2 separate regions of the Homo sapiens genome follow, and region 2 is linked to region 1. Evidence: read pairs that join two places in POLR2A ChIA-PET (ENCODE). Cell type or tissue: PC-9. All regions are shown on one strand. Each heading gives the region's core, and the rest is flanking DNA. Links, peaks and the distances in the headings are about the cores only.

Evidence for each region. Peaks named below come from ENCODE experiments on the same cell type or tissue, not always from the same donor. Only the 100,000 strongest peaks of a DNase experiment are listed, where the experiment ranks them.
Region 2: POLR2A ChIA-PET joins it to region 1 with 15 read pairs; 2 of 35 experiments call an interaction of 5 or more read pairs at or near these places.

Annotation. Positions count from the first base shown.
Region 1 is chr4:158,885,668-158,896,255 of GRCh38, forward strand. It overlaps FNIP2 (folliculin interacting protein 2), which reads left to right. Exons shown (of 17, transcript NM_020840.3): 15 at 5,779-5,979; 16 at 10,083-10,198. It overlaps SPMIP2 (sperm microtubule inner protein 2), which reads right to left. Exons shown (of 5, transcript NM_152543.3): 5 at 7,467-8,050. The coding sequence ends at 8,036. Among named protein-coding and RNA genes, the nearest start is that of FNIP2, 120 kb to the left of the region's middle. In PC-9, for the core only: no CTCF peak of the experiment used is centred there; a DNase peak (open chromatin) is centred at 2,154.
Region 2 is chr4:159,278,564-159,289,151 of GRCh38, forward strand. All of the region lies in intron 7 of RAPGEF2 (Rap guanine nucleotide exchange factor 2), which reads left to right. Among named protein-coding and RNA genes, the nearest start is that of MIR3688-1, 150 kb to the left of the region's middle. In PC-9, for the core only: no CTCF peak of the experiment used is centred there; a DNase peak (open chromatin) is centred at 5,298; H3K27ac peaks cover 796 bases.

The DNA.
Region 1 (10,588 bases), core at 1,100-9,099:
TCACAGAAAACTTGTGCTTTAAATGGCATTTAAGCCTCACAGAAGCTCTGAACTAAGTACTATCCCATTTTACAGACATAGCAACTGAGGCCCAGATTGAGTTGCTGAGGTTCCACAGCTGGTAAGTGACGGTGGTTGTATTCAAGCCCAATCTGACTTCAGAGCCCTTGCTGTCATCTTATTGTTGCCCTTTGTTGAATTATCAGAACCACAGCTCTTGCGATTCTCTAAACCTTGTAGACAATTTCTTGTTCGTGGAAGTTTAAGTTAAGCAGAAGTCATGTGTATATGAATCAAGGCAGCATATTTTGTGTGTGCGGCAATCTGACCTAAAACCTTGAAATTGGAATGTCCTAGGCATTTAACACTCCCAGGAAATGGACCCATCCTTAGAGGCTACAAATTAACCAGGCTGATCCTGTTGATTCAACAAGCTGTAATAGCAAAGAAAACTCAATAATCTTCTAAAGATTTATAAAACAAGGTATTTCATTTGTTACTCTATCTTGAAAAATCTTCACAGGAAAGTAGTTTGGGTAAACAAGATATTGACAAGGTAGAAATGAATAAATGATTGTTTCTAACTTCTCATATGAGTGCAGCAAGGGGAAAATGATAATGGCATATGGCCTCTACCTCCTTTCTTTCTGGAGACTGGCTGTCCACCTTAACAATTGTCTGCAGCTCCTTACTCACCTCCCATGTTCTTCTATCCGCAAGTCCCTGTCAGAAGTTTCCGAGTTACCCAATTAAGTTTCTGTGGGAGGCATGTAACCTGCTGTTAGTGGTCTGGAGAGGGTGGCAGGAAGGTGCCGGGCTGGCAGCTCTGCATTGATACCCTGGCTGCCGTTGGACACTCAGTGTGGTGTGGGCACTCAGGAGGGTGGCGATAGGGCAGTGCTTTTCTCAGCTGATGGAGGAAGTACAAACATATCGCAGATCCATTCTAATAGGAGAATTTGATAAATTATTTGGACAGGAAACGTATTTCAAAATTGATTCTCCTTAGCTTGAGAGAAAAGAGGGTAATTGATGTCAGCATCCATAAGGTTTGTAAAGTTTCTCAAACAGGCATCTTAAGTGGAATGACTATATTTAATATTAGTGTTTCTCTCAGATTTTCATTTGGAACTCTGAAATGAGGACCTGATTAATCTGAGACAATAATGGTTTGCAGGAGAACTTTTAAAAAAGGTAACTATACAACGTAGGCTTTTTGGTTTGTTTTTCTAGAGATATTTAGTCAAGGTAACAAAACCCTTTGGGAAAAAAGATGTTAGCATTAAGAAGAGAAATTTTACCAAGTAATCTTACTAAACTGACAGGTATCCATAGCATATCTCCCTTTTCCTTAAGGTGTATGGGAGGCCAAAGTGAGGCTCACCATGGTTCAGTTGTCAGCGTTGGGGTACAGGCATGCCCCACCTTCCTATTCCTTTTCTTTAGTTCCCATGCCCAAACTCCAAGTCCTAAGAAGAGCAGATAGTGGATTAGGCTTTTCATAGGTGTTTAAATCAGTCAATCTTAGGTTCGTATTTTTTAGAATACTTAATTTCTTAAAAGTATTGCTACATGTATGTTACTGCAAATAAGTGTATGTATGAAACCTGCTATGCATGTGAACTTGATAAAATTGTGAACTTAAAAAACTTACTTGACAGATTTCACTATTTACTAACTTCTACTATTAAGGTATGGCTAGTAAGAAATAGTATTATAAAGAAGCATACATATAATTCAGTGTTTGTTTATTGTGGTTCTATAGATGCCTAAAAAATAGTCTTCCCAGCCAGGCACGGTGGCTCACGCCTGTAATCCCAGCACTTTGGGAGGCCGAGGTGGGTGGATCACTTGAGGTCAAGAATTCGAGACCAGCCTGGCCAACATGGTGAAACCCCGTCTCTACTAAAAATACAAAAAATTAGCTGGGTGTGGTGGTGGGTGCCTGTAATCCCAGCTACCCGGAGGGTGAGGCAGGAGAATTGCTTGAGCTCAGGAGGCGGAGGTTGTAGAGAGCCGAGAATGCACTACTGCACTCCAGCCTGGGTGACAAAGTGAGACTCTGTCTCAAAAAAAAAAAAAAAAAAAAACCCAAGAGGAATGTTAAATTGAATTCCAGGGCATAGTGTGCAGGTATGTATTTCTGTGACAAATCCAAACATAGTTTTCTAGATCTTAGAGTTCTTTAAATTCTGAAAACTTAGAGATTGACTGATAAGCCAGATCATAATATGTTTACACTGCCCAGTCTCTAATGGGGTTGAGTTTCCTTTGGAAAGATGATCAGAAATCTCCAGTCACCAGAACTTTAGCTTCAACTCTCTGACCCTGTGCAAGTTCAGGCCTGATCAGGGATGGCCAGCAGTGGCCCCGGTGGCCCTTGAATTGTAACTAAAAGTAGTTGATGATATTTTTATCTCTTTCCAGCATTCATTTCTTTTCTTGAATATTTAGACTTCCCTCTAGTTTGTTCTTCCTTTAAAAGGTGTTTATTCTTTAGTAAATAAGTAAGTAGCTACTAAGTGATATAGTTAGATGGAGGCAATTGGATTGATTCAGGGAATTGTGTGTTATGTATTTAGTAGCCTGAGAATATGTAATTCTTGGAGTTTTTTCTCTTTTGAAAAGGTTCTGCTGGTTCTTTTCTGTTCCTGGGGCCTGCATGCATAAAAGTCAGCAATCCATGCTGTAAGGAACACAAGATGCTCATCGACTCTTGTCATTTGCTTGTGCTTAATCTGTCTCATTTTCATTCAGCAAGTAACATTTTTCAAATGCCAGCTCCTGTGCTAGAGGCTAAGGATGCAGAGAGAAGATTCAGCCCCACTTTCAAGGAATGGACTCCCGCAAATTCTTGTCAGTTTGTCTCAATCTGTGTACTCATTGTTCTTTCGTCTTTACTCAGGTCTCTACCTCAGATTCTGCCTCTTTGCTCCAGTGATTTAAAAATGACTTGTGAGCCTATAATCCCAACATTTTCAGAGGTCAAGGCAGGCAGATCACTTGAGGCCAGGAGTTAGAGACAAGCCTGGCCAACACAGCAAAACCCTGTCTCTAACAAAAGTACAAAAATTAGGTGGGTGTGATGGTGCACACCTGTATTCCAGCTACCCAGGAGACATGAGAATCGCTTGAACGCAGGAGCCATGTGTTGCAGTGAGCCGAGATTGCACCACATCACTCCTGGGCAACAGAACAAGACTGTCTCAAAAAAAAAAAAAAAAAGTAAGAAACTTTGGAGGCCAAATGTAGTGGCTCACACCTATAATCCCAGTTCTTTGGGAGGCAGAGGTGGGAGGAGCACTTGGGGCCAGGAGTTTGAGACCAGCCTGGGCAACATAGCAAGACCCCATCTCTACAAAAACGTTTTTTTTAATTAGCCAGGTGTGGTGGCACATGTCTGTAGTCCAGCTACTTGGGAGGCTGAGGCAGGAGGATCACTTGAGCTCAGGAGCTTGAGGTTACTATGAACTGTGATCAGACTTCTGCACTCCAGCCTGGGCAAAAGCAAGACCCTGTCTCTAAAAAATAAATAAATACAAAGACTTGTGCTGATTTTTCATGTTAGTATTTTTTAGTTTTACATTTCTCTTGCATGCTTACTTTTAAAATAATTGAGCCAACCTCTCTGTCCCTTTTTGTTATTGCATGTAAATCTACAGCCTTCTGATATAACCTAAGCTTGCAGAATCTTCCATCCATCACCTTCCTAGTATGCCTCTTGGCCCTTATTCCAGCAGTTAGTTGCTTAAAACAAAGCACTTTGTGTTGGTAGTGGTACTATATAACTTATAGTCTATGCACTGTTGGGGATTGACACACTCTTCCCTTCCCTACCACTGCAGTGGGAAGATCATTTAGAAGACTAAGTTCGATTTGAACCTAGGGTCCAAATTACCTATTGCAAATCAATCCTCCTCCTCCCCTTGCCCTTTGCAAAAGCTAGAATTCACTGTGAAAGGTGACAGGCATACGTTCAACTCATTGTCTCTATGTTGACATATGGTCAGTATGAGAGAAAGGTCTCTAATATAGATCTGTCCCGTGGCATGACCAGCATGTTGTGGATTTCTGACAAATGCAAAGCAGTGAAGGAGTTTGAGCTCAAAATACAAATATTTGAAGTGTTCAAATTTCCTTTTTTTTTTTTTTCCATAAGGACCAGACTCATTGATGGCAAGTCGTCATCATCTTGATATAAATTTATAACACAGGATGAACAAGACCTTGGAGGAGCTTGTAAAGAGAAGTCACTGAAGCCTTGTATCTTTAGTTGTCCGTTTTGGAGACTGTATATATGCATGTGTAAGAAGCGTAGGGGTGAAAGGGTCATGAAAACCTTTGGTTGAAAATGGTGATGGGGTCATTATGTGTGTAAGAAAATCTTTGTACTTTTCAGTTAACAATTCTACAAAATGAGAACTGTCTTGGGAAACTGGGCTTTATGAATTCAAAAATATACTTTATCAAATTCTTTATCTCTCATGTTTAAAATTATTTGAACAGACAAATAAATGTTGAACATCAGACTTTGCCTGATTGCTGTTCCTTTCAATGGGAAAAATATAAATCCTGATAATAGGGTTTATATCTTTTTAAACCCTTATATTTTTATAAACCCTGATAATAGGGAAAAATATAAACCCTATTACCAGGGTTTTTCCTACTATTTTTCCTACTATTCCCCCTTGGATAATAGTAGGAAAAAATGTTGGTCCGCACGAAGTTTTCATTCATCTCACCACTCTCTTTCCCATTTGTGAGAAGGAATACAAAGCTGCACAGGACAGAGTCCAAGACTAGGGAGTCAGATCACCTGTTAAAATTACAGTATTGCATCATGCATCTTTGATTTGTATTTGCAGCCTTCCCACTACTTGGATTAAGTCGTAAAAATTACAGGTAACCATGGTCCAGTGGCAAAGCTGTATATCTCTTTGGGTTCTTTGTTGCAATTAGCAACTCTTGTTAACTTAAACAGGAGGGACTTTAGTGAAGGAATATTAGGAATGTATAGAATTGATGAGAAGTCAAAAGAATTAGGGTTCAAATAGGCAACAAGGCAATTCTGGAGTTCCAGGAACCATGGACTACTTGAAGGTGTTTGTACTAAGTCCCACCAGGCCTTGTACTAATTGCTGTCTGGGCAGGAATATGCTGGTGCCAACCATTTTTGGTCTTCTGTGCTGGTACTAACAAGGAATTCCCAGGGAAGGAGCATCCAGCTGGCATAGCTTGGGCCATACAAACACACTGTGATAGAGGAAGGATGGACCCGATTGCAGTCTCACCGGGCCTTGTCTAAGAAAGATCATTCTTCAAAGGAAAATTCGGATGGATTTATTGGAGGAAGTTATTTAAGCAGCCAAAAGAATCAAGCAGTCACCCCAGGATAGTAGAAAGGAGTAAGGACGGAAGCAGCCAGTACTAATTTTCCTTGGTAAATGAGGGTTAGAAGAATGTGCATATGTGCATTGGCTTTGAGGCAGGTCTCTCTGTCTCTGGCTCTCTCTATCCTCCCCCTCCCCCACCCATCCCTCCCAAGCAGTTACACTTTGATTTGTTTTGAGAAATTAGGTCTTTAAAAAAGTCCTTGTGACTGCTTCAGTGTTTACCCTATTTACCCTATGGCATAATTTACCAGTTGTTAAATCTGCTCTATCCATAACTGCCTGGCTGTCAAGAATTTTACATTTAAATGTATTTATCAGTAGTGAAACTTTGACCTTTTGGACTCACCTGGATAAATAAACCCATCCCTTTGTGTTTCTTTTTCAGCATCCAGTCCTGGATGAGCCAATAGCTGAAGCTGTCTGTATTATCGCAGACACGGATAAATGGAGTGTGCAGGTAGCTACAAGTCAGAGGAAAGTGACGGACAACATGAAACTAGGCCAGGATGTCCTGGTCTCTAGTCAGGTGTCCAGTTTGCTTCAGTCCATTTTACAGCTCTATAAGCTTCACCTCCCTGCTGATTTTGTAAGTACTGGTTCTTATATCACCAAAGAAATCTAGTTTTAAAATGCTTTTAACGACATTTTGATTATAAAATCACAAATTCAAAAGTACTGTTTTAATATAATTGGAGATTAGCATAACTAAAACTAGAACATGCAGCATAAAACTCGCAACAGGATAGATTTCAGTAGTAATAGCTCTTCCGTGAAACAAATAACAAGGAGCGGCACTGGAATTTTTTGGAATGAGGTATATGGTGCAGTAAATAAGGAATGGGTGGAGAGATCAAGCATAAAAGGAAACTGTAAATCATCCACTGGAGAACTCATGAGTTCTCCTTTTATTAGATTGATATTTTAATAAGTAGGCCAGTTTCTGAAGGGATTGTAGTTCCTTTTATTAAGCAAACATTTTCACAAAGGTGTTAAGGATAAAATAGAATATCATTTGTGTAAACATTTCCAACATTTCCAGCTTTAAAGTACTATACACATGTAAGATTATATCAATTGTTGCTTTTTTTTTTTTTTTTTTTTTGACAGAGTCTCACTCTGGAGTGAGTAGTGCAGTGGCATGATCTCTGCTCACTGCAACCTCCGCCTCCTGGGCTCAAGTGATCCTCCCACCTCAGCCTCTTGAGTAGTTGGACTAGAGGCATGTGCCACCATGCCAGCTAATTTTTGTATTTTTTGTAGAGATGGGTTTTGCCATGTTGCTCAGTCTGGTCTCGAGTTCCTGGGCTCAAGCAATCCGCTTCTTTCCAAATGGGATTTTAAAATCACTTTCGTAACAATACTTTAAATACAAACAACAGACAGAGCCTATACACTCTTAGAAAAGTATCAGTAGCTCCCCCCAGCCACTGGAATTAACATGCATGACAAAATCTTCTCAGTATCTGCGTATGTGCAGAGAAATTGAAAGAAAGAGAAAATACATTTAGAGAGGGAGGGGGAAAGGTTTCAAAAGAAGAAAAGCTTTTCCAGTGGTGATGAACACTTAAAAAGAGAGAGAGAAGCTTAAGGGCATATGGCATATAGCTGGGTAGAGCTTGGATGGGCTGACCTCAGAGACAGGTGTGTGAGGAAAGAGTCTGCTTTCTCTGCTGTTCCCTCCTGTCTGCACAGCGCTGTTCTCTGCAGCACAGCCCCAAACCAAAACATCTGTTATCTGCTTCCTGGCCTCCAAAAATGATGCAAACCTGTTTACCCAACAAAGCAGGAAGTTTTTAAATATTAATTACCTACGCTAATTGCTAATGTAATGGTCATTGTCCTGGGTTTTTATGACCAAATCTATACTTGTACCCATTCCTCAAAAAGAGTCTAGACTTTTATGACTTTGAAGAAGGTGCTCTGAAATACCGTCTGGTTGTTATCAAAGTCGGGACAGTGTGGCAAGGCAGGAAGACCACTGAGCGTAGCTGGGTTATGGTCTAGGCTTTGCCGTTGGTTAGTTGTGTAACAATGGACAATCCCGAGTCTCTCCGAACCTCAGCTTTCTTAGTTGTAAAAGAAAGATAGTACCTGTTCAACAAGGGTGCTGTGAGAATCTTCTGAAAATTAGGGATATAACTGCTTTTTACTGCTAAAGCACCATGCCAATATTATAAAATACTTTAAAAGCCATATATGTTAGCTTTAGAGCCCCATAACCTGGGGTCAAATCCAAGTTCTGCTACTTCCTAACCATGTACTCTTTCAAAGCCTTAATTTCCTTATCTGCAAAGCTGGGGAAATAATAGAACCTATCTCCTATGGTTATGAAATTATATTAGAGAATGAATGTAAAGCACTTGGAATAGTGTTAGATGTTATAAGCACTCAGTAAACAGCTACTATTAGTATGATAGTCAATAACAATTAGTTTCATGAAACAATATTAATGGTTGCAAAGACTGACAACACCTTTTTTCCAAACTGTTTATTTGGGCTTTAAGCTGAAGCGTACTCTTGCAAGACATCTGTCCTGGGGCAATATGAGAAGCACTTGTGGATTATTATGATCTTATTTTTTGTTATACAGTAGTAGGCAGTTTCTCCTTCTAAAAGCAGGTTGAGTTATGCTGATTTAGAGGTTAATGTTTCCTTTTCTGTAAGAGAAGTAATGTATATTAGACTTCATAGTTTACTTCATAAGTATTTGCCAAACTTTTATATTTCATTCTATAATACATACGTCTTGTCACAGTTGATATCTTGGTTATCAAAGCAATAAATTGTTATAGTTAATTCTTTTTACTTCCTTTGGACAGAAGTGTGTTCAAGCACTTACTAGTGTGAATGACTTATTTAACCTGACAAAACCAAGATCAAAGAAAATTTTATCTGCAGTTTAAAATTCTCCTTAAAAAAAATCACTTGAATGAAACCTGTGATTAAATGGCTTTTAGAACCTTCAATACAAAAAGAGAAGGTAGCTATTTGAAATTTTAGAAGTTAAAAATTGGAGAAATCCATCTCAGGAATAAAATCCCAGAAAGAGGAGTTTAAAAAGCCCCCAGCATGGTTCAATGGAATAATCAAGTCTTTTAAAAAATGTTTTCTTTTTTTTTTTTTTTTTTGAGACAGAGTTTCATTTTGTCACCCAGGTTATAGTGCAGTAGTATGATGTTGGCTCACTGCAGCCTTGACCTCCTAGGCTCAAGCAATCCTCCCACCTCAGCCTCCTGATTAGCTAGGACTACAGGTGTGTGGGCCACTATGCCCAGGTAATTTTTTAATTTTTGTAGAGACAGAGGCTCACTATGTTGCCTAGGTTGGTCTTGAACTCCTGGGCTCAAGTGATCCTCCTACCTCAGCCTCCCAAAGTGCTAGGATTACATGCGTGAGCCACTATGACTGGCTAAAAGTTGTCTAAATGCTTTGATTTCACGTCTAGTATATATTTCATATAGACCACAGTTCTTATTTCCACACTGCATCATACAGTTTTCATATAGGCTGTGAACACTGTAATTACTTTTTCCAAACAGAAAGGGTTCAATGTAATATGAATATTATTTTTAATATTTTGTGACTCTTACTAAAAATTTTCTATTTCACTCCATAAGGAACTGAAAGCTAATAAAGATCCTTTTACCACCTTGTTTACTTGGAGGAGCATTTCCATGAGAATTGGTGAAATCCTCCTTACTTTATTACTCTTAGTCACTTAGCAGTTGTGTTTCATCCACCTGACACAATGTATTTAAGATTTTAAACCAATGAAAAACTGAAAAGATTGCATCTCTGATAGATATTTTTTCCATGTCGTTGATCAGCCCAGATGGTCAAGATCAACATTTTCAAATGCATCTGTTAATCTTTTTACCTTGAAAATAACAGGCCTAATGGTCTAGAAGAAAATTAGGTATGATGGAATTACCCTTGCCAAAGCCATCAGGTGTCTTACTGAAGATGCTCGGGTATCTGCCTGCCAAATGCAAAAGCATTTGCCTCTGGTGAAAGACACAGATGGTTGCTATTCTCTAAAAAAATGAAGCTGAACACTATTCCAAGGGTAAAGATGTCCTGAAAATAATTGCCTTTTCTTTATTGTTATTAAAGACCTAGTTAAAATACATTCTTGAAAGCAAAAGAAAAAAAAGTTGTGGGGGAGGTTCAAAATGACCTGTTCCCGTCAGTCTCCTCTGGAAATGTACTGGGCCAGAATAATCTGAGCTATTGGGGGAAAAAAACAAAAACCATACTGTTTACTAAATTATTTATAACAAAAATGCAATTTGCTATGTGGTTACGTGTAAATTCACATTCTCAATATTGTTTAGCTATAAAAATTATATCAAGAAGTTCTTAATATGGGAAAGGATTATTATAAAGTTTTTTAAAGGCAAGAAACACTTTTGGAATGATTTCAACTATGAAAAAAATACTTGTTTAAAAAGACTAGAATAATACATATGTAAATCTTAATAGTTAGCAAAAGTAAACTTTGTTTTACAAGAACCTATTCTTATACCTGGTAGTGGTAGGGTTTGAGATGGCTTGTGATTTTTTAAGTGTATTTGAAACTGATGAGATAAAAGCTGTGTAGTTAGAAATGAATTAAGAAAATTCTGACTCTTAAAATATTGGCAGAGATTTGACTTCTAGCCCTCATTGTGAATGTTCTTGGCTTTGCAGTGCATCATGCATCTTGAAGATAGACTACAGGAGATGTACCTTAAAAGTAAAATGCTATCTGAATATCTCCGGGGACACACACGAGTCCATGTGAAAGAATTAGGTGTCGTACTGGGGTGAGTTCTGTGAAGTGCCGTCACTTGTCCCTTTGATAGGTATCCCTAGCATTGTACCCACTAACGTGTTTAGCCTGTGTCACCCTAAACCTCAGGCCCTGGTAACCCATCAAAGTATGTGGAGTCCATCAGATACGTGCCTCTGCAACTCCCCAATGAACAGCATGTTCCGTTATCTGATACTGGGTTTCACACCTACAATCAATCGCAGGACTTTAGGCTGGTCGTGCTTTGTTGCTCTTCTCTGTGGATTATCTTATGCTTGAAAAGAAAATTTAATCCCACACTGCCCGTTTCTAGTAACTGAATAAGATGCTGAAGTCACAAGCTGTGGGACATGCAGCAGCAGCTTGTGTTTACATTTCACTTCCTGGAGGAGGAGTAGGTTGG
Region 2 (10,588 bases), core at 1,533-9,532, 390 kb after region 1:
GGAAATAGTTAGTACATGTGATTATGAAAACTATAATCTGGCCAGTTGTGACCTTTGTGAAGAAAGTTACGTAAAGAGAAGGGATTAGTAAGAGCTGTAGCATTGTGGTCAGAAAACTCCAGAACCAGTAACTTGGATTTACAATCTGGCTTCATCACTCATTCGCTGTGTGACCCTGGCTGTGTGGTCTTTTAACATGGAATCTTCATTTGTAAAATGGAGGTAATACGGTTGTGTGAAGATTAAATGAGGTAAAACCTATAAAGTACTTAGAATAATACACAACCCATAAATACAATTCTTATATTTTTGTAGGAAGTTTTTATCCACACTATCCAGGAGGTAAGGAAAATTAAACCTGTTACACACGTGAGGCAGAGACAGTACACTTGAGTACACTTGATGTTTCCCTTTCCTTTAGGTGACTGTCCTTAAGTTGGTTTGCCTTTTCCATCCCCTACGGTTCCATACTCAGCAGCAACCTTCTTTTTACTAGTTCATTATTAGAGTGAAAAAACAACAGTAATGATATCATTAGTTAAAATGGAAGGCTCCCTTTGTTCCAGGCAGTGTTCGAAACTCTTCATTTATGATCTCATTGAATCCTCACAATAATGTAAGAGTGCTGCCTCCACATACTAAAGAAATCAGGACATAGAGAGGTAAAGTAACTTTCTCACAGTCACAAGCTAACGCCTGGTGGAGCCATTGGCAGGTTTTTCTTGTACGTGCAGATGCATGCGCACGCACAGGTCTATTTGGGGAAGCTGCATGAAACACCTTCCTTTGTACATAGGTTAAAGGATGGACAATTCCTTTTGTTTTCAGTGTGTCCTGTGGATTATAATTCTAATCAGAAAGTCCTCGAACAGTTTATTCCTCCCTCAACATTTAGAAGTGATTTTCTTTCAAGTAAGTTTCAAAGGGCTTTCATAAGTGCCATGTCGTAACTGCTACCATCCCTGACATAAAATGTAGAGTAACTTTACCTTGATCTCAATGGAAATAAAAGCAGTATATTTTATTGTTCCTCAGTCTTAGCCAGAATTGCAAGAATACAATTTTGTTTTGAAGAACTACTCTTTAACTCTTTATATCCACATCCACATTTTCTTTTCTTTTTCCTTTTTTTTTTGAGACAGGGTCTTACTCTCACCCAGGCTGGAGTGCAGTGGTGTGATCTCAGCTCACTGCAACCTCCACCTCCTGGGTTCCTGTGATTCTTCCACCTCAGCCTCCCGAGTAGCTGGGACTACAGGTGCGTATCACCACACCCAGCTAATTTTTGTGGATTTTTTTTGGTAGAGATGGGGTTTCACCATGTTGGCCAGGCTGCTCTCTTAACTCCTGAGCTCAAGTAATCTGCCCGCCTCGGCCTCCCAAAGTGCTGGGATTACAGGTGTGAGCCACTGTGCCCGGCCTATATGCACATTTTCTCTTGTTAATTTAACCTTTTAGGAGCAGGTCACCATGCTTATCTGAAATTTCCCATCCATATGGTTCGCCAGAGGTCTTTCATGTTATCCTTTTTTTAGACTTGGATTTAGAAAATAATCCTGCTTTGACTTACTATTTGGGTGATATGATTGCTCTCTTAATTTGTTTCTAGTTAGATAAGTAATTTATAGGGAGCTAATTTTAGTATATAGCCGGATGAAGGAGTTTTCTCAGCCAGACTGACTTAGCAACATTGTCTTAGCCATTTAAAATACATATAAATAAATAATAATTAGGTTTGTCTTTATTACGGTTTTGACTGTGAAATAATAATTAGACCTTTTAGAAAGCTGTATTAAGATATATTTTAACCTAGCCACAACGGAGCACCCTGAAATCCACTGATGATGGATTCTTCTTTCTTGGCACTGCTAGTGGCACTATATTCGGTCTCTACTCTCTGAAAAGAGTGTATGTCTGATCATGATGGCTGTGGTGTTAGAGTAGGTAGGACAAGAGCACTTCCCTGAAGGAGTTCGTGTCAAGTGCTGGCTTTATTAGTCACAGGTATATACATTACTCCTTTCTCTGTATTGTTCCCTCCTTTAAGTGTCATCCAAAGCTGCTATGGAAAAAGATATTGTCGTCAAGTTTGTTTATAATAAAGTTAATGAGTGACTTTGAATTGTGAACCCTGAGCCTGAGAACAAACTGGATCTATATTGAAGTGTCATACATAGTGTAGCAAAACTTATTAACAATACTCATTGTATATTATCTTCAAGCATTTTAATAAGCATATTTAAAACAAAATCTTGATTTTTTTCAACTGTGGACCTCTACACAGCAATAGGAAAGAACTATTCCAACTAGGTTTTTTGTGTAGTAAAACAATAAAGTACTTTATTTACCAAGGACCTTGATTTGAGTTCTTGTTCTGATGTTAGCTAGCTGTACAATGCGTAGACAAGTAATTTAACTACTTCTTTTTTTTTTTTTTTCCTGAGACGGAGTCTCGGTCTGTCTCCAGGCTAGAGTGCGGTGGCTCCATCTCAGCTCACTGCAACCTCTACTTCCGCCTCCCGGGTTCAAGCGATTCTCCTGCCTCAGTCTCCCGAGTAGCTGGGACTACAGGCACGCACTACCACGTGCAGCTAATTTTTGTATTTTTAGTAGAGATGGGGTTTCACCATGTTGGCCAAGATGGTCTCGCTCTTTTGACCTCATGATCTGCCCGCCTTGGCCTCCCAAAATGCTGGGATTACAGGTGTGAGCCACCGCACCTGGCCATCATTTAACTTCTTAAAGTTATTGATTTCTCCCTTCAAAATGGAGATCATGATTGTAATACTGGTCTTACCTCACAATATTGTTTTGAAAATTATTGGCTGGGCATGGTGGCTCATGCCTGTAATCCCAGCACTTTGGGAGGCTGAGGCAGGTGGATCACCTGAAGATCAGGAGTTCAAGACCAGCCTGGCCAACATGGTGAAACCCCTTCTCTACTTAAAATATTAAAAATTAGCCAGGTGTGGTGGTGGGTGCCTGTAACCCCAGCTACTCGGGAGGCTGAGGCAGGAGAATCGCTTGAACCCAGGAGGCGGAGGTTGCAATGAGCTGAGATCATGCCATTGCACTCTAGCCTGGGCAACAAGAGTGCAACTTGATTTCAAAAAAAAAAAAAAAAAAAGAAAAGGAAAAGGAAAATTGTTAATAGTTACAGTAATAATTAAAATTATTTTATTAAGTGCTCTGTGTGTGTTTGTGTGTGTGATTTTCTTTAGTCATCTTACAATATTAGGAGCAAAATGGGGTTCTGCTCCTCATTCTATAGATGAAAACTTGAGGTTTAAATGAGAAAACTGGAGTTCATGTCATCAGAATCTTTTTGCAAACTGTAAAGCTTATGTGAATGCCAGTTATTGTTGTTAGATTGTAATGCTCGAGTCATTCCTATGTGGGTTGGAACCCAACTCTTCTCTGTAGCTGTGTGACAGTAGGCAGATTGCTTCAATGTTCAGAACCATTTTTCCTGATCTGTCAAATACTGTTAATGATGCATACTTCATAGGTTTTTGCAGGAATTACATATCTGGCACATGGCCTGACACACGGTGGCATCCATGAATTTGACTCCTGCTTTTTCAGCTAGGATATTTTCATTTTCTTGATTTTTAAATAGAATGTTGATGGTGATTCAGAGATTTATTTTTCTTTATTTGATTTTAACTTCATAGAACATGATTTTCTGTTGGACATCTTAGCTTAATTACGATTTAAGATCCTTTATTAACTACTCTTTACACATTGATGCTGGTTTGCAAAATAGCTCATAAAAGATCATAATTGATATGAAAAATTTCTATTATTTTTTCCCTAAGTACTTCAATTTTTTCCCACTTATTAAGTGATTTTGTGCAAGTCGAGCTGCTTAGTAAGACCTGTCTTTGTAGTCATTTCGTGTGTGTGTGTTTGCAAGGAGGTATTTTTAGATAGTTTAGCTGAACAGCAATCTGACGTCTTTAGAGGAGACATCAGTTCATTATGTGGATACAAATTCTATGCTTTCGGCTTTTATACACCAAGTCTTAATTTAAATCTGTTTTTCTTGCCTTTTCTAACGAAAGAGACTACATCATGGTATGTATTCTATTTCTTCCTAAGGCTTGCCTTTCTGGTTAACCTTTGCTTAAGAAATGATCAAGGTAGAAATGTCTTTATTTGCTCACAACTTAATATAGATTATAGAAGCATGGGATTTGGGGCTGTATTTAAATATGCCATTATACATTATGCTATACAGTGTTTTTCTATTGCAATGTGATTCAAGGATTTAAAATAGTCATTATGGGGCTCATAAATGCTGCGTTCTTTTAAGAAGAAGAATGTAAAGGCCAGGATGTGGGAGTTCTATACTTCCTATAACTGCACATACTGCTGTATCTGTTAAAAAAAATGCCTTTTTCTTTGTGAAAGATAATTTAATGTTGAGTATGTAAGAGGAGCATGGTTATTTGCTTTCTTACTGCTCTAAATACAGTGTTTATAGGAAGTTATAATATCTTCTTTTATCTGGTTCTCCTCACCCTTTTCAAAATACTGGGAAAACAAGCTCTTAAGGCTTAAGCAAATTCATGTTAGTTGTTTGTGACCCTGATCTCAAAAGAGATAATACCTTTGGTTAATGATATACATAGTACCTTTGGTTAATGATAAACGTCGAATTTTTTTTTCTAATTTTACTACAGCTAATGTTGAGAAACTATTCATATAGAACTTTAAAAGATTTTTAAAAAATAATTTTCCAATGTGTTCTTTATTTCTTTTCCAAAATTTAAGTTATATCTACTACATGTCGAAATGTCAAAGCTTGAGTGAAAACTTTTGTTATTGGTTCAGATGTGTTATCTGCATGGTGTGAAGCATCCAGGATTTAAAGCATGGTTTTTAGTTTTCAGTTTAGTTATTTGATAATGTGTGAATTCACTAGAATTTTAGAGATATTTTAATTATTACAATGGAATTTCTCATATTTTATCTTATATCATAAACATGAATCATTATCAGAGAGAAATGAATTATCTAATGCCAAAGAAAGATGCATCTTAGAGTGTCAGGTTAATAATGGGCATCTGTATGAAGATGTGGAGATCTTTTATTCTTCAAGAAGAAAGCAAATAAGTTTTTTAATATATTGAAGGATCAAACAAGATATTTTTATAGTATGAAAAACAGAAAGAGGAAATCCTAAAGCCAGGACATTTTTTTAAAAAAACCCTTTCTTGTTCTTAAAAATTAGTGGTGTTATGTAACCATTTAAGTATTTAGCTGAAGCCTGATATTAAGTGACTCAGATTCCTAGCTTCTTAATGATGCGTCTTTACAGTGAAATTCAAGCAGTTGCCAGATTCTTAAGCCATGAGTTCATTCTCCACCCCCCTCCCCAAATTTGCATGCAGTAAAAACTGAGAATCTGTGCCAAAAGAGGTGTTAGCACTGAAATTCTTACATGCTAAATGTAACATTTGATTTTAGGCTGTTTCACAGTGAAATTGTATTTTAATTTAAGAAAAATGACCAATGTCAGGCTGAAGTTTCTTTATTGAAAAGTAACATAAAAGCTCTGAAATCTGTCTTCATTGGCTCCTTTTAACTTCCCAATACACCCCACCAGAATAACAGTTGTTTTTTTAGAGTTTTCCCCAATCAATGGAGAAAAGCACCTACCTTCGCCTAACGTAGTAACACAGTAATGTACTAACTCTATCAACTCTACTCTCGTGTAAGCCAAGTATTTTCTTGCCTCAGCCTTGATTTGGAGGGAGAAGCTTATGTAAGCCTTTTCTTGTACACATAACTCCAAGGAATCCTTCAGGAATTGTGAAATTGAGCACCTTAAGAATTTTTCCTAAGGGATCATGGAGAAGTCAGGTTGGAAATATTAAGAATATAGTTAATGCCTACCTCCCACCGCCATGGAGACACACACACACACACACACACACACACACACACACACACACACACACACACACGAATTGTAAATGAAACAGTGCCCTGGTGGGGGATACGCAGTGCCTGACTCCTCTGGATTTCATTCCAATAGACACTTTATCCCTTTTTTCCTGAATTAAGGTGATAAATCTTCATTTTTGGTTCAGTTCACTTCAAAATATCTCATAGATTTGAACCATCATTAACTGGAATATATGAAATATATAAAATTCTTGAAAATTGTTTAAAGACATCTTTCCTTAACTTACTCTTCTACCTGGGTGCGGTGGCTTCACGCCTGTAATCGCAACCCTTTGGGAGGCCAAGGCGGGAGATCACTTGAGCCCAAGAGTTGGAGACCAGCCTGGGCAACATAGGGAGACTTTGTCTCTACAAAAAAACTGAAAAATTAGCGGGGCGTGGTGGAGCATGCCTGTGGTTCCAGCTACTTGAGAGACTGAAGTAGGAGGATCACTTGAGCCCAGGAGGTTGAGACTGCAATGAGCCATGTTCCATTCTGGGTGACAGAGGGAGACCCTGTCTCAAAAAAAGAAAAGAAAAGAAACATACTCTTCTTGTGTTGACTGGAGATTTTTTCCACCTCTATTACTTTTTTTATGTTCCAGTTTTCCATAGTTGGTAGAATACATTAGAATAAGCCCTATTTAGTCATATATGAAGGTATGTATATATCTAGTTTACATGAAGCTATCTAGTTTATAAGCACCAGAGAATCACAGATATCAGATGTTGGCCTTCAAGTGAAGAGGACACATAACAAATATCAAAGTTTATGTCTGATTTATTTGGTGTGTTTTGTTATTGATGTTTTGGTTACTATTTTCTTTTATTGATTTTAATCTGAATTCTATGAATTACAGTCTAAAGGGAGGATTCCATCTCAGGAGGTTTGCTAATCCTGTTGATAAAATTGAAAGCATTAAAGAACAGAATTTATTTACAAAGCTACATTAATTCAAATGACAAATATCTATCCAAGTTCATATTTCACTTGAACTTTTATTAGGTTTCTATGTTTGGAGGAAGCACTAGGTGTTTCTCAAGTTCCTTAAGAGATTTATAAGCAAAAGTGTAGACGTTTAAGCAAACTTAACTTTAAAATATAAATGAATTCCTATTTTACATTCCTGTGGGGCTACATGTATGTAACTATTTTAAGTAAGGCTTAGCTCAAAAGGAAGAGAAATCTTGAGACCTTTTATCTACTTACCCCATGTGTTTATTGATTTCAAGAATCACTGTCTCATCACAGTACGGATCAGAATATTCCCTCCCTCATCATCATTGTCATCTTGATCATCATTGTTGTACTTGTATGTGTTAACTTGTAAGCACTCAATGAGCAGGTGAAAAGTTTTGCAAAGTTTTGCCCACAAAATGAGACATCAATTGGTTGATTATAATTTTAAAAATTAAGACTCTATATTTAATTGCCCACTGGATATTTTGATGTGGATGTTGTCACAGATTTGACATGGCTAAAATACAACTCTTAACACTTAACTGTTCCCCCCAACCACCACCACCACCACCACCACCACCACCACCACCACCACCACCACCACCAAATACTAACCCAAACCAACCAACCAACCATGCAGTCAACAAACTATTAGAGTCCCTAGTTTTCCTCATCTCAAATCACTGGGGTTGCCATCTATGCACATATTGAAACCCCAAACCTATGGATTATCTTTGGTTCCTCAGGTTGCTCAAACCTCTGTATCCTTCAGCAAGTCTTATTTCTTCTACCTGCCTCACCATGAATTGATGTTCTTCTCTCCATCTCCATTATTACCACCCTGGTCCAAGCTACCATCGTCTCACTTGTACCATTCCTAATGTTGTACTGTTCCAAATACCTAATAGTACTTGTACTATTCCTAGAGTTCCCCTTATTTCTCATCTGCCCTTCTTCTGCATGCTATTCTTCACATTTATAAAATATAAATCAGACTTATAAAATGTAGATCAAACTGTTATTTCTGTGATTTTAAAACTCCTCAGTAGCTCTCTATTGCACTTGGACTAGAATGAATCTCCACTCCCTGGAGAACTATGCATGAACTAGCCCCACTTGTTCTTCTTACCTCTCATTGGACTTTTCTCCATCTTACCCACTCTGCTTCCATTGCTTTGATCCTCCCTTTGTACATTTAACAGACCAAGCCATGGAGCCTTTTCCGTAGTTGTTTCTTTTGCTCAGAATTTTATCTGTGATGCTTACCTGGCTGGCTTCATGACTCTCAGATCTCAGCTATAGGAGGTTTTCCTCGGGCATTTCTGTTACACCATATTATTCTAATTCTCTGCCAAACATTGATTATTATATTTTGGGTTTTTGTTTGTTGTTGTTCATGTTATTACTGCTTGATTATTATGTCTTTCCCCACTGGAATGCAAGCTTCGTGAGAGTATGTACCTCATCTATTCAGTTCATCACTCTGTCTGTAATGTCTAGGATGTGTTTAATATAAAAAAGCCATTTGATAAGTAATTATGGAATGTGTAAGAGGAAAATTAATAAGAAGTACAAAAATGCAGGTATAGGCAACATGTCAGTAAGCTTAGAATTAGTAGATAATTGTTTCATCTTGAGAGGATTTTTTTTTTCTCTTTTGACTAGATTAAACTTAGATAAAATCAAATTTGGGTATAAAGACTGGAGGCAATAAGTAGCCAGTAAACATCAATCACTGAATATCCACATTAGCAATCTTAATGATAAGTTAAGATTAACACTGTTAACTATTGCTATTGTTATGTCATGTGATTCTTTAATATTTAACATTTTAATAAAATATGGAAATAAATATTGTTTACCTAAGCAGCAAAAAAATTTTGATATAAGCTTCTTAGGAATTTTAGATGATACGGAATTTTAGAAATACAGACATTCTATTTAGGAAGAATATTAATATGGATTATTTTGAAGATCAAACTGTCTTTGAAGGCCTTCAGTGTAATTCAGTGCCAAAAATCACGTAAAGCTACTTGGATGTCTCCTTGAGTGATAGGACTTGACTATAAAGCATTATGAAAGTTATATGCTTCTCTAAGAGCAATTATATTTAATGTATGTATATCATGGAATTGAAGTAAAAATATGTTAATTTTTGTTTACATGCATAATAAATTGTTAATAAAGAATTCCAAGTTACTTTTCCTTCTTAGGATTTATGGGGGTTTGTGGAATACTTGTCTTTAAAATTAATAATAGTTTACATTGTAGAAAATTTGGAAACTACTCAAATTAATATTTTTCTGTGATATAAAAGCAAAATCTAAATTCTACTTTAAGCAGTGGCATAGCTAATTCACCTCTCTTGATATCGGTTCCTACAGCTGTGAAATGTGAAGATTATACTAAATGAATCCTCAAGCTCTTCCAGGTCTATGATTGTGCTTTATACAAAAACTTGTATTTGCATAATGCTTTATATTACCAGAATTCTTTCACATCTGTTTTCCATTTGTTCTCACAACTGTCTTGTTAGGTAGGCAGTACAGACCTTGTTATGTCTGTTCCACACTTGTGAGTAAACTGAACTACTAAGAATTTAAAATTATTTTCTTGAGTTAAACAGCCATCTTGGAACTAGCCATGTATTCTCTCTATAATTTCATATCATAATCTTTGACCTCCTGATGCTAATTCCTGGTGATGTTAAGTACTTAGTCAAAGTAAGTATCCATATTTCATAAGTTACCACTGCAGTAACTTGAGAATTTTAAAAATCTGACCTTGGAAATTTGGTTATCCACTCACATAATCTGTAGGAAGCCAGTACTAAAGTATTGTAGCGATTTGTGATATATACCTAATCACCTTTATGGTGCTTCCAGCATATCAAATTTTTACTTTTTTAAAAAGTTGAATAGCTGAATACAGAGGCTTCTCTAAAGTACCTTCAGGTTAGGTTTTGAAAGGCGATTTTTAAGTTTGTTGTCCAGATGGCATACCTCACTCCATTCTAACTTGTCTTCCTACTTCCATTCTAACCCCTTACAAGCCATTTTCCCCACCCCCTGCCAGAATGATCTTATAAAACAAAACTGGGTCTTGTTAACTTCCTGTTTAAAAAACCCAGTGACTTCTCATTGCACTTACAGAGCCTACTTTTTGGTAGGCTTAATCCCTACTGCCTGACCCCATTTGTACCACTCAGCCTTTCTCACGCCTTACCTTCCAGTGCATGAACTCCTCAGAACCGTCAGATTCTGAGTGCATGTTTTCTCCCTCAACATTCTCACTCTTTACCTTCCAGTCACCTTGAAATTGTTTCTCGACCATTCCTAGGTTTATCCCACCTGAAGGTCTTTACTCTGGATATTCCTTCTGTCTGTAAAGCTTTCCTTCCACATCTTTGGCTGGATCCTTTGTATTTATTCACCTCTCACTTCAGATGTAATTTTCTCAGAGCAGCCTTCTCAGATCACCCAGTCTTAAATAGTATCCTCTCCATTCCCAGCCATCACCATCTATTACATGCTCTTCTTGTGGTATTGTCTCTACAGTACTTACTGATAGCTGAAATCTTTTTTTAAAATTTTTTATTGTTACATATTCCTCCTTTCCCCTTCTCCCCTCAAGCCCCTCCTCTCTTTAAGGGTGTAAGTTTCAGGGAGCAGGGAT